Linked DNA regions of Homo sapiens: region 2 is linked to region 1. A link is a loop called in an ENCODE intact Hi-C map of the cell type or tissue named here. Cell type or tissue: ascending aorta. All regions are shown on one strand. Links, peaks and the distances in the headings refer to the core of each region. The heading gives the core; the rest is flanking DNA.

Region 1 (6,222 bases), core at 654-5,653:
GAAACTCGTTAGTGACTTATCATCTTGGAAATTTCTCCATGTTGCACTCTTCCTTTCCCCAAACAACAAGACAGTAGTCTGTTTTGCATTTTGCAAATGCAGTTGCATAAGAATTTAACAAAGACTATTCGCTTGGCCAAACTTTAGTCAGGCTTCTGAATCTTCTGCTAGGCCCATCTGTGCACTTCCTTGTAACGTCCAGTTTTAGCAAAGAACCCTGCCAAGTCAGTTTAGCAAGAACCCCCATATCATCTATGTTTAACCTCCATTTCTGATCAGGCTCCTCATTCTCCACCATCCCCCAGATGATTGATGTCTGATTACCTTGGCCTGTCTTCAGCAAGAATCCTGTTAGGTTTGTTTGGCCAGAATTCCCCTTACCTCTGAGGTTTTCTCTTGGTAATTTCCTGTCCACTGACCAGGACACACTGCTCCTTGGCTATAAATTCCCATTTGCCCATGCTATATTCAGAACTGAGGCCGATCTCTTTCCCTCACTGCAAAACCTCCTTGCAATGGTCCCTTGTGCCTATCCCGATAGTCCTGAATAGTCTTCCTTACATTGCTTTCAGAAGTATCACTAAATAATTTTTTTAAAAAACAAATTGCATGGCATGAGAACTTCATAATCTAAGACAGAGATTTGGAAAAGGTTTGAACTTCCAGCTTTTTCAGGAACTTCCCACATAAAAACCTGTACACAACTATTCTTATCGGATTGGATAAAACACCTAAAGAGACATTTCACCGAAGAAGATATACAGATGGCAAACGAGCACATAAAAATGTTTTCAACATCCTTAGCACTAGGGAAATACAAATTACGACCAAGATGAGATATCACTATACATCTATCAGAATGACTAAAATAAAAATAGTGGCAACAACCAAATGCTGATGAGGCTGTATACATGTAGGTGGGAATGTGAAATGTAGCTGTTCTGGAAAACAGTTGGCAGTTTCTTAAAAAGCTAAATGTGCAAGTACCATACCACCCGGCAGCTGCACTCCTGGACATTTATCTTGGCTAAACGAAAATTTATATTAACACTAAAACCAGTATGCAAATGTTTATGGTAGCTTTATTTGTAAAAGTCAAAAGCTGAAAATGACTCAAATGTCTTTCAGCAGGTGAATGTTCAAACTGGTAAATTCATACCACAGAATGCTAGTGAGCGAGAAATAAGAATGAACTACTGATGCTGAACAACCTAGATGAATCTCTAGAGAATTACACTGAGTGCAAAAAGCCAATCCTAATAGGTTACATAATGTATGATTCCATTTTCATAACATTCTCGAAATGATGAAATCATAAAAGTGAAAAACAGATTACTAGTTGCCAGAGGTTGAGGCAGGAACAGTAGGCAAGTGGGTGTGGCTGTAAAAGGGCCAAAAGGAATCCTTGTGGTGATGGAAATGTTTTGCATCTTGACTTTATCAATATCAATATCAATATCCGGATTGTGATTTTGTGCTATAGTTTTGCAAGATGTTACCATTGGGGGCAAGCAGGTAAAGGGGACATGGGACCTCTCCATATTATTTCTTATAACTGCATGTGAATCTACGACTACCTAAAAATTAAACATTTAATTTAAAAAAAGACCAAAGTCATTAAAATTGGAGGGATAGGGAGCTGAAAGGGAAGAGCAAGAGAGTATGGAGAAAAATAATGGAGAGTCAAGTTGATACAGGAGATACAAAGAAATTGCTTAGGTAGTTAGGGCAAAAGAGTCCTCGGCAGAACTTCTCTTCTAACAAAAAGCAGCCCTAGAAATTATTCCTTTTCTAACAAAGAGCAGCCTGCAAGATGGAGCTGCAGACATAGATAAGGAAGCTGGAAACTTGCATGGGGGAAGGCTGGCAGCTGCACCGATAGAAAAGGTCTACCTGGGGGTGAGGCATGTCCACCATGAGGCTCCACCTTCCCTTTTTTGTTAGCATGTGTACAGTAAGAAAGAAATGGGCAACATGGAGAAGTTCAGGCAGAGAACCCACCTGCATAATAACAGATTGGGGTGAGGGTTGCCAGAGATTCACACCCTATGCAGTTGGCACACCTGGTCCTATCTGGGTTTTTCATGCCTTATGTAGATCAGACACCATCTCCCCACTAGCTCATCTGTAAAACCCCCTGCATTTCACCGAATTTCGGCAACCCATTTTTCCAGGACCCCTCTCTGTAGCAGAGAGATATTTTCTTTCTTTCGCCTATTAAATTTCCACTCTTAACCTCTCTGTGTGTCCAGGTCCTTGATCTCTGTGGCTGTGAGACGATGAATCTAGGGTGTCACCCCAGACAACGAGGCTGCTTCAAAATCCCAAAGTCCAAAGGAGGACTGCTTCATAAGGGAAGGATTGTTTATAGGTTGGTATACTGTGCAAAATTAAGTATAGGACCAAAAACAGCCAAGACATTTGAAAGTTGGAAAGTTGATGGTAATGGTTTCCTGGGATTGGAAGGCAGACCTCCTCCGCTGATGAGCAAATAATGAGGTAAACATTGTTCTTTCAACAGGTTTGGTGCTGAGTGGAAGGAAAGAGTCTGAGGATAATGCATAAGGTCATGTGTTCCATTTTTGTTGTCCAAAGATAGAGGTTTAGACATTCTGTAATTTGAAGAGAGGCACGTAAGGAGGAGAGAGATGAAAGACACAAACATAGAGCAAAATGGAATGGGTAGAGGGTTCAAAAGCTCAGATGGAATATTAAGTAGACTTGGAAATGAGAGACCATTCCTCCGAGTAGGAAGACAGGGGTTGAATATGCCAAGAGCTAGCAAATTAGGAGGTTAGGAAAAAGGTGGCTGAGGGAATATGCTGGCTGTCTCCCTTTCACAGCGCAGCAGCCACCCCTCCCCTCCCCCACCTCTAGCAAGTAGCCACTTTTTCAACAGCTTAGGCGGCTCCTTTTTCCAGGAAACTTCCCTTCAGTTCACCGGCCGTGCCTCTCTCTATCCTTTTCCTCGGAGCAGGCTGTGCTATGATCAAGGCATTGTGACCCCTGTGACCCACACGTACACATCCAGAAGGTCTCCTGGAGCCAGAAAGTCTGGGACAACAGGAAAACCACAAAAGAAGAAAAACAGCTCCTGTCTTAGCTGATTAGCCAACCTTGCGACCTTCTACCATTGTAACATGCTCTACCCTAACTGATCAATCAACTTCGTGACACTGTGCTCTGTGACCCCTCCCACCTTGTGATAATGTACCTTGTGACATTCTTCCCTTGCCCGCAATAAACGGGCCCTTATTGTATCTTTCCACTGCTTACTCCTAACCTATAAAACTAGCTGCAATCCCACCACCCTCCGGTGGTGGGACTCCCTTTTCGGACTCAGCCCGCTCGGACCAGAGTGAATAAACAGCTTGTTGCTCACACTTAGCCTGTTCAGGTTGTCTCTTCAGTTAGACGCGCGCATAACACTAACAATTCACTTAATAAATATTTATTGAGGGAACAGAGGTCGCAAATAAAATGTAATTAGTATTGCTCAAGATTAAACTTCTTTCAGCACGTTTGCCTTTTCTTCTTTTATCTAGTGAGATGTTGAAACCCATACCTAGAGTTCTGCTACAGAAATAAACGTATCCCACAGTGTTCTTGCGATTTCCTTTATGAATTTGAGAAAAATATGACCCCATTTTAGGTTCTAAGGAGTGTTTCTGTATTGTAGAAGGAAAATTCCATATTTGTATTGCCGTGGGCACAAAAAACCGAGCGCTCTCATGCCGAAACCCGGGATCGAACCAGGGACCTTTAGATCTTCAGTCTAACGCTCTCCCAACTGAGCTATTTCGGCTCCGCCCACGCCACTTAAAAATAAGGCTTAATGAATTTATTACTTATGTTTTTTATTTACTATTAGGTATTTATTAAAAAAAAAACCCACAATGACAGGTACTCCGAAGGAACCAAAGACAAATTAAAAAATTATTTCGTTCTTCAAATGGCTCACCACTTTATGCAAAGAAAAGCAAGAAGACAATTACAAATTGATGCTACAATTTATTCTCGGTTGAATGCACACATCGAAACAGAGCACGTTCCATCATCCAGTTACGAACTTCCCAAATTACTCTTATGGCATTGCCACGCCCTCTGCCGTCCAGATTTTATTGGTTGGTGCAAAACAGGAGGTCAGTGAATACGAGAGCATGACCGTGCACTAACTCGTCGGAAAAGTAGAAGTCAACTGTGTGCGTATGTGTTGAGTTCTCGCTTCATAAATATGTTTTAATAAACCTACTTCAGCTTCCCTGGTGGTCTAGTGGTTAGGATTCGGCGCTCTCACCGCCGCGGCCCGGGTTCGATTCCCGGTCAGGGAATGAGGTTTTTCTGTTTTAACCTCCAAATTCTTTCATCCAGGAACGAAATCTCTGAGTAAACAGCAAATTGTGGATAAGTTAACTTTCAATTTTCATAGGAGGCATTTTCTGCATAGAAACCCTGTTCCTGTTTTAGTATTCCAGGTACAAAATGACAAGCAATGTAATTTTCAATTATTTTAAAACATTTATTAATGAATACTTAATCTAGCGTAGACCGAGTGTCCGGCATTGTTCTAAGTAAGCGCTTTAACATTTTTAACTCAATTGGGTGATTCAGTAAGCGGGAAATTCCGGAGACAATCCATTAGGAGTTAGTTGAGATTAGCATAACCTTTTGAAAAGACAGTTATGAAGATGACAGAGAAGAAATGGCGAAGTCATTTCTGGGAGATTTGATCGCTGTGTTCAAGCTTCTGAAGCTGCTAGAGCCTCGGTGGTTTAGACACCTACTCTATCTTCCTCGGATTTCTCTGTAAGTTTCACGCTGCTCCAACTGGGCGCTAGGGGATAGCCCTAGAAATACCTACACAGTAATTTAATATTCTGGGCCAAAGCAGTTTCAGGACTGCTTCATCTCTCCAGCGCTTCAACCTTTTTTCCCCTATGAAGGTACAAATTATGTTTTTTTCCTAAGAGAGGATAGGAGAAGGTCATAAACATGAAATTAAAACCTGCTGTCACAAAACTGAGAAACAGGCAAACAATGAATTCAGCACCATCTCTGAATGCACATTTGGTAAATTTACCGAGAGCTACTGGAGAAAAAGCAGACTTTTTGTTTCTCTCCTGACAAGGTTTGGTGACCCTGTGCTAACTGGTTCCTGTCTGACAATATCGGGGCATGAATCTTTGTTTCTTGGTCTGTCTAAAGAGCAGCTATTGCTTATTATTTCTTTCTTATATCTGCTAAGAGTTTGGGGCACGTATGACTTCTCTACAAGTTTCCAAACAAAGATCGTGGTGCTCCTGATCTTATTTCACCAACAAATGGAATATGTGATTTTTTGTTTGTTTTTTGAAATGGAGTCTCTCTTTGTCGCCCAGGCTGGAGTGCAGTGGCCCGATCTCAGCTCACTGCAACCTCCGTTTCCCGGGTTCAAACAATTCTCCTGTCTCGGCCTCCCGAGTAGCTGGGATTAAAGGCACGTGCCACCACTCCAGGTTAATTTTTGTATTTTTAGTAGAGACGCGGTTTCACCATGTTGGCCAGGCTGGTCTCGAACTCCTGATCTCAAGAGACCCACCCGCCTCAGCCTCCCGAAGTGCTGGGATTACAGGCGTGAGCCACCGCTTCCAGCCAGGATGTGATGTTGTTATGATCCAGTTAAATGAAGCAGGACTTTTTCTAATTAATTGCACTTTCTCTTCTCTTCCCTGGCTCCATATATTCACAGTTTCCAAAACTTCCTTGAGATGGGACACTCTTTTGTCATCTTGTCAGTTCTGTCCTTGAATTAATAAACTTTGACACATACATAAGATCAATTTGACTAAGAAATCTTATTTTGACATAGACATAAAAGTAATATGGTTTGTAAAATTCCTGTATATACGGAAGCCTTTTAATCTAATGTTTCATAGGAATTCAACCCTCTAGGCCTGCTGGTGATCAGTTCTTGAAAAGCACCCTCTTTTCGTGATATCACACGTTGTCTCCTCTATGTGCAGCAAGAATCTCTTGCTTCATTAGTTTTTATGCCTCTGCTTTCAGAAAACAGTCTGGTTGGGACCCCTGTGAAAGGAACTGTCTGGCTTAACTTATCTTGATTAATGCCTCTTTTTTTCTTTTCTTTTCTTTTCTTTCATTTTCCACATAAAGCTAATTGGATTAGAGAAAAAGAACTCTTCTTCGAATGCTACCAGTTTCTTTCCTTCTCATCTGAGCTAT
Region 2 (6,222 bases), core at 350-5,349, 120 kb before region 1:
CTTAGTTTATAGTTTAGCTTTGAAACAAAGACAATAGCAGCCCTTTCCAAAACAAACCCGCTTCCTGCCTGGGGACTAGACTGCTTTCGCAGGACTAACAAATTAGCCACAAGATTATAAATTATGGTTTAGGAGTCATGCAGCTGGAGGCTGCAAGATTCTAAACCTCCCCCAATTGCTCCTCAGGATAACATCACTATTGTAAAACCGAAGATCAGTTCTTGAGATATTTTGCAGCCCCTGTACTCTATGGATCAGCTAGCACCACCCATAACGATAAACTGGCTCATCTGGTCTTGTGGCCCCCATCCAGAAATTAAGCCAACACAAGAGGACAGCTTCGACTCCCTCTGATTTCATCTCCGACCCGACTAATCAACTTTCCCAACTCACTGGTCCCCTACCCACCAAATTATCCTTAAAAACTGCAATCCACTTGGGGAGACTGATTTGAATAATAATAAAACGGGTCTCCCACACAGCCGGCTTTGCATGCCCGTCTTGATAAATGGTTCTGTCTAGGCAGTGGGCAAGCTGAACTCATTGGGTGGTTACACATTTTCAAATTTTCAGAGCTTTCCTTAGACTAAAACTTTACCATCAGTCCTAAGGTAGTATGATCCATGCTACAAAACTCGCCATAAAACCTTACTATGTAACACTGCTATAGAAATCTATAAAGTGTTTCCTTCGTAGGAGGGCCGTAGGCAGCCATGGCGCCCAGCAGGAATGGCATGATGTTGAAGCCCCACTTCCACAAGGACTGGCAGCAGCGTGTGGCCACGTGGTTCAACCAGAAGATCCGCAGAATCAAGGCCCGGCAAGCCAAAGGGCGCTGCATCGCCCCGCGCCCGGAGAGTCGGGACCCATCTGGCCCATTGTGCTGTGCCCTGCTGTGCGTTATCACATCAAGGTGCGCGCCGGCAGAGGCTTCAGCCTGGAGCTCAGGGTGGCGGGCATTCACAAGAAGGTGACCCGGACCACTGGCATCTCTGTGGATCCGAGGAGGCAGAACAAGTCCACCGATTCCCTGCAGGCCAATGTGCAGCGTCTGAATGAGTATTGCTCCAAACTCATCCTCTTCCCCAGAAAGCCCTCGGCCCCCAAGAAGGGAGACAGTTCTGCTGAAGAACAGAAATTGGCCACCCAGCTGACAGGACCGGTCATGCCCATCAAGAATGTAAGGAGAAAGCCCGAGTCATCACTGAGAAGTAGAGGAATTGCAAAGCTTTCGCTAGTCTCCGCATGGCCGGTGCCAATGCTTGGCGGCAATGCTCGGCTCTTCGGCATATGGGCAAAAAGAGCCAAGGAAGCTGAAAAACAGGATGTGTGAAAGCAAAAATAAAGCCCTCTTGGGGACTTGTAATAAATACGTTTTAAAAGAAATCTATAAAGTTTAAACTGATTCTTCCTCTGACAGAGAAAGGCAGTTTCTTAACAGATAGAAAACACGTGAAACTGGTGGTCGGTCACTTCCCAATAAGATCTCAGGAGTGGGGAGAAATAACACAAGATTTAGGAACTATGCCAACGTTTACGACCCCAGGTCTAGAGGTCAAGCCGTGCACTTGGTCTCTCAAGTCGCCTGCTTGGCCCTCTTCCAAGTGTACTTTCCTTCATTAGTGCTCTAAATATTTTCAATAATTTTTCACCCCTGCTCTAAGACTTGCCTCGGTCTCTCCTTCGGCATTATGCTCCTCAATCGAATTCTTTCCTTCTCCTGAGGAGGCAAGAATTAATGTTGCTGCAGACTCCTTACAGATAACTGCCACCGCTAATATGTTGAGATGTTCACACATGCATGTGTGAGGCCCTTCAAAATGTGAGCTGCGGTTAGAATTGGGAAGAGAAGGGAGTGGGGATATGTATCTTTGTTTTCTGATTGCCTTCCATATCTTTTAAAACTAGCTAAGTGCTGCTTCAAGTCAGCCAGATACGAAGGCTTCAATTTATTTAACACAATAAAGAACTTCTATTTGGATCCAAAGCTTACATTATGCTTTAATAAAAGTTACCCTAATAAAGTCAGAAACAATAACAATGAGTCAAAGAAATGCATACAAAGTAGGCCAGGCGTGGTGGCTCACGCCTGGAATCCCGGCACTTTAGGAGGCAGAGGCGGGTGGATCGTGGATCACTTGAGTTCAGGAGTTCGAGACCAGCCTGGCCAACATGGTGAAACCCCCGTTTCCACTAAAAAAAAAAAAATTAGCCGGGCATGGTGGTGCATCATGCCTGTAATTCCAGCTACTCGGGAGGCTAAGGCAGGAGAATCACTTGCATCTGGGAGGCACAGCTTGCACGTGAACCGAGATGGTGCCATTGCACTCTGCACTCCAGCCTGGGAGACAGAGTGAGACTCTTGTCTCCAAAAAAAAAAAAAAAAAAAGCCTACAAAAAGCTTACAAAGTCTAAAATCGGACGAACAAGAGGACACCTGATGGGGGAAAAGAAAAGAGATTGCGATGGGAAGAGAGTGGTGGGGAAATCCGTGGGACAGTTTTCCTATTTTCTGGGTCTGTCCCTTGACCAAGGAACAGCTCAAAAAAGAAAGGATCTAAAATAAATTGTAAAAAATTACCTGTGGTTTCGCATTTGTTTTCTGTCTTTTTCTTTCTTGCTTGATCTTCGATAATACTGGGAAATGTAACCAATGTGATTGGGCTTGTTAATTTGGTGCCTTGCTTGTTTTTCGGGTTTTGGAATTCTGCCAGTCTGTGCTTCCGCGGCCTCTTTCATTTTGTCTTTCATCTCTTGACACAGCCACCCAGGGTGGTGTCAAAGCCTTAGAGCAGAAATGCATCAATATTGAAAGCAAAACGGAGCTTGTTTTCCTTGGTTTCCATGTGAATTTGAAGAATTGAGAGAGAATGAAAGTGCCACAAAAACAAAAGAAAAAAAATTGAGGCGAGTCGTGGACATGATAGACATGATTTTGCAAACAAGGCACATCTAGGAGAAAAGGCGGGAGAAAAATGAAGCTGGAGGTGCCGGGGATTGAACCCGGGGCCTCGTGCATGCTAAGCACGCGCTCTACCACTGAGCTACACCCCCCAACGCTCAACGTGGGCCAAAATATTTCTATGACCTGTTACTATTATCGGTCGTGCCAAGAAGCATATTTTGTCGAACTTAATTTTGAATTCGCTATACTGGATATTGTTTCCTGACTGCGCTGAGAGAAGGAAAACTGAATGTTATATCGAAAGTCCCGTGCTGGGCCTGGGATCTCCCGCTGCAGGTCACCCTCTCGGACGGCCGCTCGACAACCACCTATCGGGGTTTATAAGGGAGCCGTCCTGCCTGGCCGCCCCCCAGAGAAAGGTCTGTGATGGGGTGATTCTGCTTGGAAAGGTTGCCAGGAAACCGCGAGCATAACGCAGAAAGATAAAACGAAAGCCCTAAACGCCGCCGTGGGAATTTAAGTCCAAGGGGCAGAGAAAACAGGAGGGGAATTGCAGATCGGCTTGTCCCGGTCGTAGTTACTGCCCCTGCAGGTTCCCGCGCCCAGCCTCGGGATGGAGAACCTGGCACGCTACGTTTCGCGGGCTCTGAGACTCGGGTGGTGAGAGTCGCCGAGATGCGCACTGGGAAGAGAAAAGAGCCAGGACGCACCTGCATTTATGGCGCCATCGCCCGGGCGGAATCCTCCACGGAATAAAAAGTATGCAGAAGCAAGGCGATTTATGACTGCATAAACCCTCCGTGCTCCTGGAGAGTTCTTAGACCTCTCCACTCCTTGGCACAACTGACCTCTCCACTCTTCGACAAACTGGCAAGCGCTTGCCGCCGTTCGCCAAACCTTGGTACGACAGTCAATCCAGAAATGAGCTTCTGGAACAAATCCTAAATCCTTTTTTGTCTGTCTTCTTCTGATTCGCTCTCATCCTTAAGGGACCTGTTTCTCCTTCAAAACCTGAAAACATCTAACCTATAGTACCAACCCCAGATCCAGGCCTGGCCTTCCTGACCAGTCAAAGCCAGTTGGACTGTGCGCCTAGAAGTGGACAGACATGCGAAATGCCATACTGTATACGTACAATGCATAGGCCAAAGGCGACCCTATGACCCAGAGATTAGAAAGACTCGGACGTCTTTTGACTGGGTTCAGGTCACACTACTCCCAAAATACGACACCTCGGCATTTGAGAAAACAGCAGAAGCAGAAACGTTTTTCTCTGGGCCCTTGTTCCGTGAAGCGGGCCATGAAAGCTACCTGATCTTCCAATTAAAGTAGGTGATAAGACCGTCAATTCAGAGGGGAGAAAATGTACTTGGAGGAAATAAACGAAGACACAGAGATGCCAAAGAGAACCTGAATAAACAGGCTTTGCTAAGTTCACCCCAGTTTATAACCATTAGATCATACCCCCTTTTATCCAATTATACTGCTATGGGACTATCCACTTCATCAAACCTAAGCATAAAAATATAGGAAGTCCTCACTTATTGTCAGTTGGTTTTTGGAAACTATTACTTTAAGCAAAATAAAACTAATTCTACCATAGACTAGACTAATTGATTTAAGAGTTAATTTTCTTGGCAAATGTCTGATCACAAAAACACCAAATTTCTAAATAAGGACTCCAAACACTTCTAACACTAAATATTGAAAAAAATATGAGCTGCACCTCAAGTTAAGATCAGCAAAAACGACATGATTGATTTATTTTTGGTGAATCAGTGACTGCAATTCTAGTGGTGGCAGGTTATATCAAGGAATAAATGTTTGTGAAATAGCAGTTGTAAGGAGCAACTCCTACTAACACACAATTCGTAAAACATTGTGTCCGGAATTGGCGGGTTCTTGATCTCACTGATTTCAAGAAAGCCACAAGTCCTCCGGATGAGTGTTACAATCGTTAGATGCGGTGTAGCCAGAGTTCATTCCCTCTGACGTTCGGATGTGTTATAGAGTTTCTTCCTTCTGGTGGTTTGGTCTTCTACTGGCTCAGGAGTGAAACTGCAAACCTTGGCAGTCAGTGTTACATCTTCTAAGGCGGCGCCTCCGGAGTTGTTTGTTCTTGCCCGAGAATTCATGTTTTTCCTAACTTCAAAAGATAAGCTGCAGACCATCAACAAATTACAGCTCATAAACGTAGTGTAAACCCAAAGAACAATCAAGATCCATCGCAGAGAGCGAAAAATCACTTCCGCACCGTGGGAAAAAGCCCGAACACGTTGTCGCAGTTGGTTCCGGCAGCCTGCTTTTATTATCTTGTCTGGCCCCACCCACATCCTGCTGATTGGTCCATTTTACAGAGAACTGACTGGTCTGTTTTACAGAGAGCTGATTGGTCCATCTTCACAGAGTGCTCATTGGCGCGTTTACAATCCCTGAGCTAGACACAAAAGTTCTCCAAGTCCCCACCAGAGTAGCTAGATACAGAGTGTCCATTAGTGAATTCACAAACCCTGAGCTAGACACAGGGTGCTGATTGGTGTGTTTACAAACCTTGAGCTAGATACAGAGTGCCGATTGGTGTATTTACAATCCCTTCGCTAGACATAAAGGTTCTCCAAGTCCCCACCAGAGTAGCTAAATACAGAGTGTCCATTGGTGCATTCACAAACCCTGAGCTAGACACAGGGTGCCGATTGGTGTGTTTACAAACCTTGAGCTAGATACAGAGTGCCGATTGGTGTATTTATAATCCCTTAGGTAGACGTAAACGTTCTCCAAGTCCCTACCAGACTCAGGAGCCCAGCTGGCTTCACCCAGTGGATTTTCCACCGGTGCCGCAGGTGGAGCTGCCTGCCAGTCCCGTGCTTTGCGCCCGCACTTCTCAGCCGTTGGGTGGCCGATGGGATTGGGCGCCGTGGAGCAGGGGGCGGCGCTCGTCGGGGAGGCTCGGGCCGCGCAGGAGCCCATGGCGGGGAGGGGCGTCTCAGGCATGGCGGGCTGTAGGTCCCGAGCCTTACCCCGCGGGGAGACAGCTAAGGCCCGGCGAGAAGTCGAGAACAGCAGCTGCTGGCACAGGTGCTAAGCCTCTTACTGCTCGGGGCTTGCGGATTAGGGGGCCGCTCCGAGTGCGGAGCCCGCCGAGCCCACGCCCACCCGGAACTCGCGCTGGGCCCGCAAGCGCCGCGCGCAGCCTCGGTTCCCGCCTGCGCTTCTCCCTCCACACATCCCTGCAAGCTGAGGGAGCCGGCTCCGGCCTTGGCCAGCCCAGCAAGGGGCTCCCACAGTGCAGCGGCGGGCTGAAGTTCTCCTCAAGCGCG

The links. Hi-C counts contacts between places; a loop is a spot of excess contacts. Peaks named below come from ENCODE experiments on the same cell type or tissue, not always from the same donor. Only the 100,000 strongest peaks of a DNase experiment are listed, where the experiment ranks them.
Region 2: a loop joins it to region 1, with 10 times the contacts of the local background. A loop is called at or near these places in 43 of 110 quality-filtered maps.

The regions. Positions count from the first base shown.
Region 1 is chr6:28,977,940-28,984,161 of GRCh38, forward strand. TRF-GAA1-2 (tRNA-Phe (anticodon GAA) 1-2) reads right to left here and starts at 3,805; the gene lies at 3,733-3,805. TRE-CTC1-6 (tRNA-Glu (anticodon CTC) 1-6) reads left to right here and starts at 4,260; the gene lies at 4,260-4,331. RefSeq lists a cis regulatory region at 2,692-3,514. In ascending aorta, for the core only: CTCF peaks have their summits at 3,307 (motif pointing left) and 4,135 (motif pointing left); DNase peaks (open chromatin) are centred at 2,921, 3,312, 3,772, 4,142 and 1 weaker place; H3K4me3 peaks cover 2,737 bases; H3K27ac peaks cover 2,539 bases.
Region 2 is chr6:28,860,703-28,866,924 of GRCh38, forward strand. LINC01623 (long intergenic non-protein coding RNA 1623) reads right to left here and starts at 2,975. Exons shown (of 2, transcript NR_033379.1): 1 at 2,582-2,975; 2 at 1-1,313. It overlaps TRA-AGC2-2 (tRNA-Ala (anticodon AGC) 2-2), which reads right to left and starts at 3,054; the gene lies at 2,983-3,054. It also overlaps the pseudogene RPL13P. RefSeq lists an enhancer at 5,167-5,839. In ascending aorta, for the core only: no CTCF peak of the experiment used is centred there; DNase peaks (open chromatin) are centred at 3,079, 3,559 and 5,300; H3K4me3 peaks cover 1,639 bases; H3K27ac peaks cover 1,084 bases.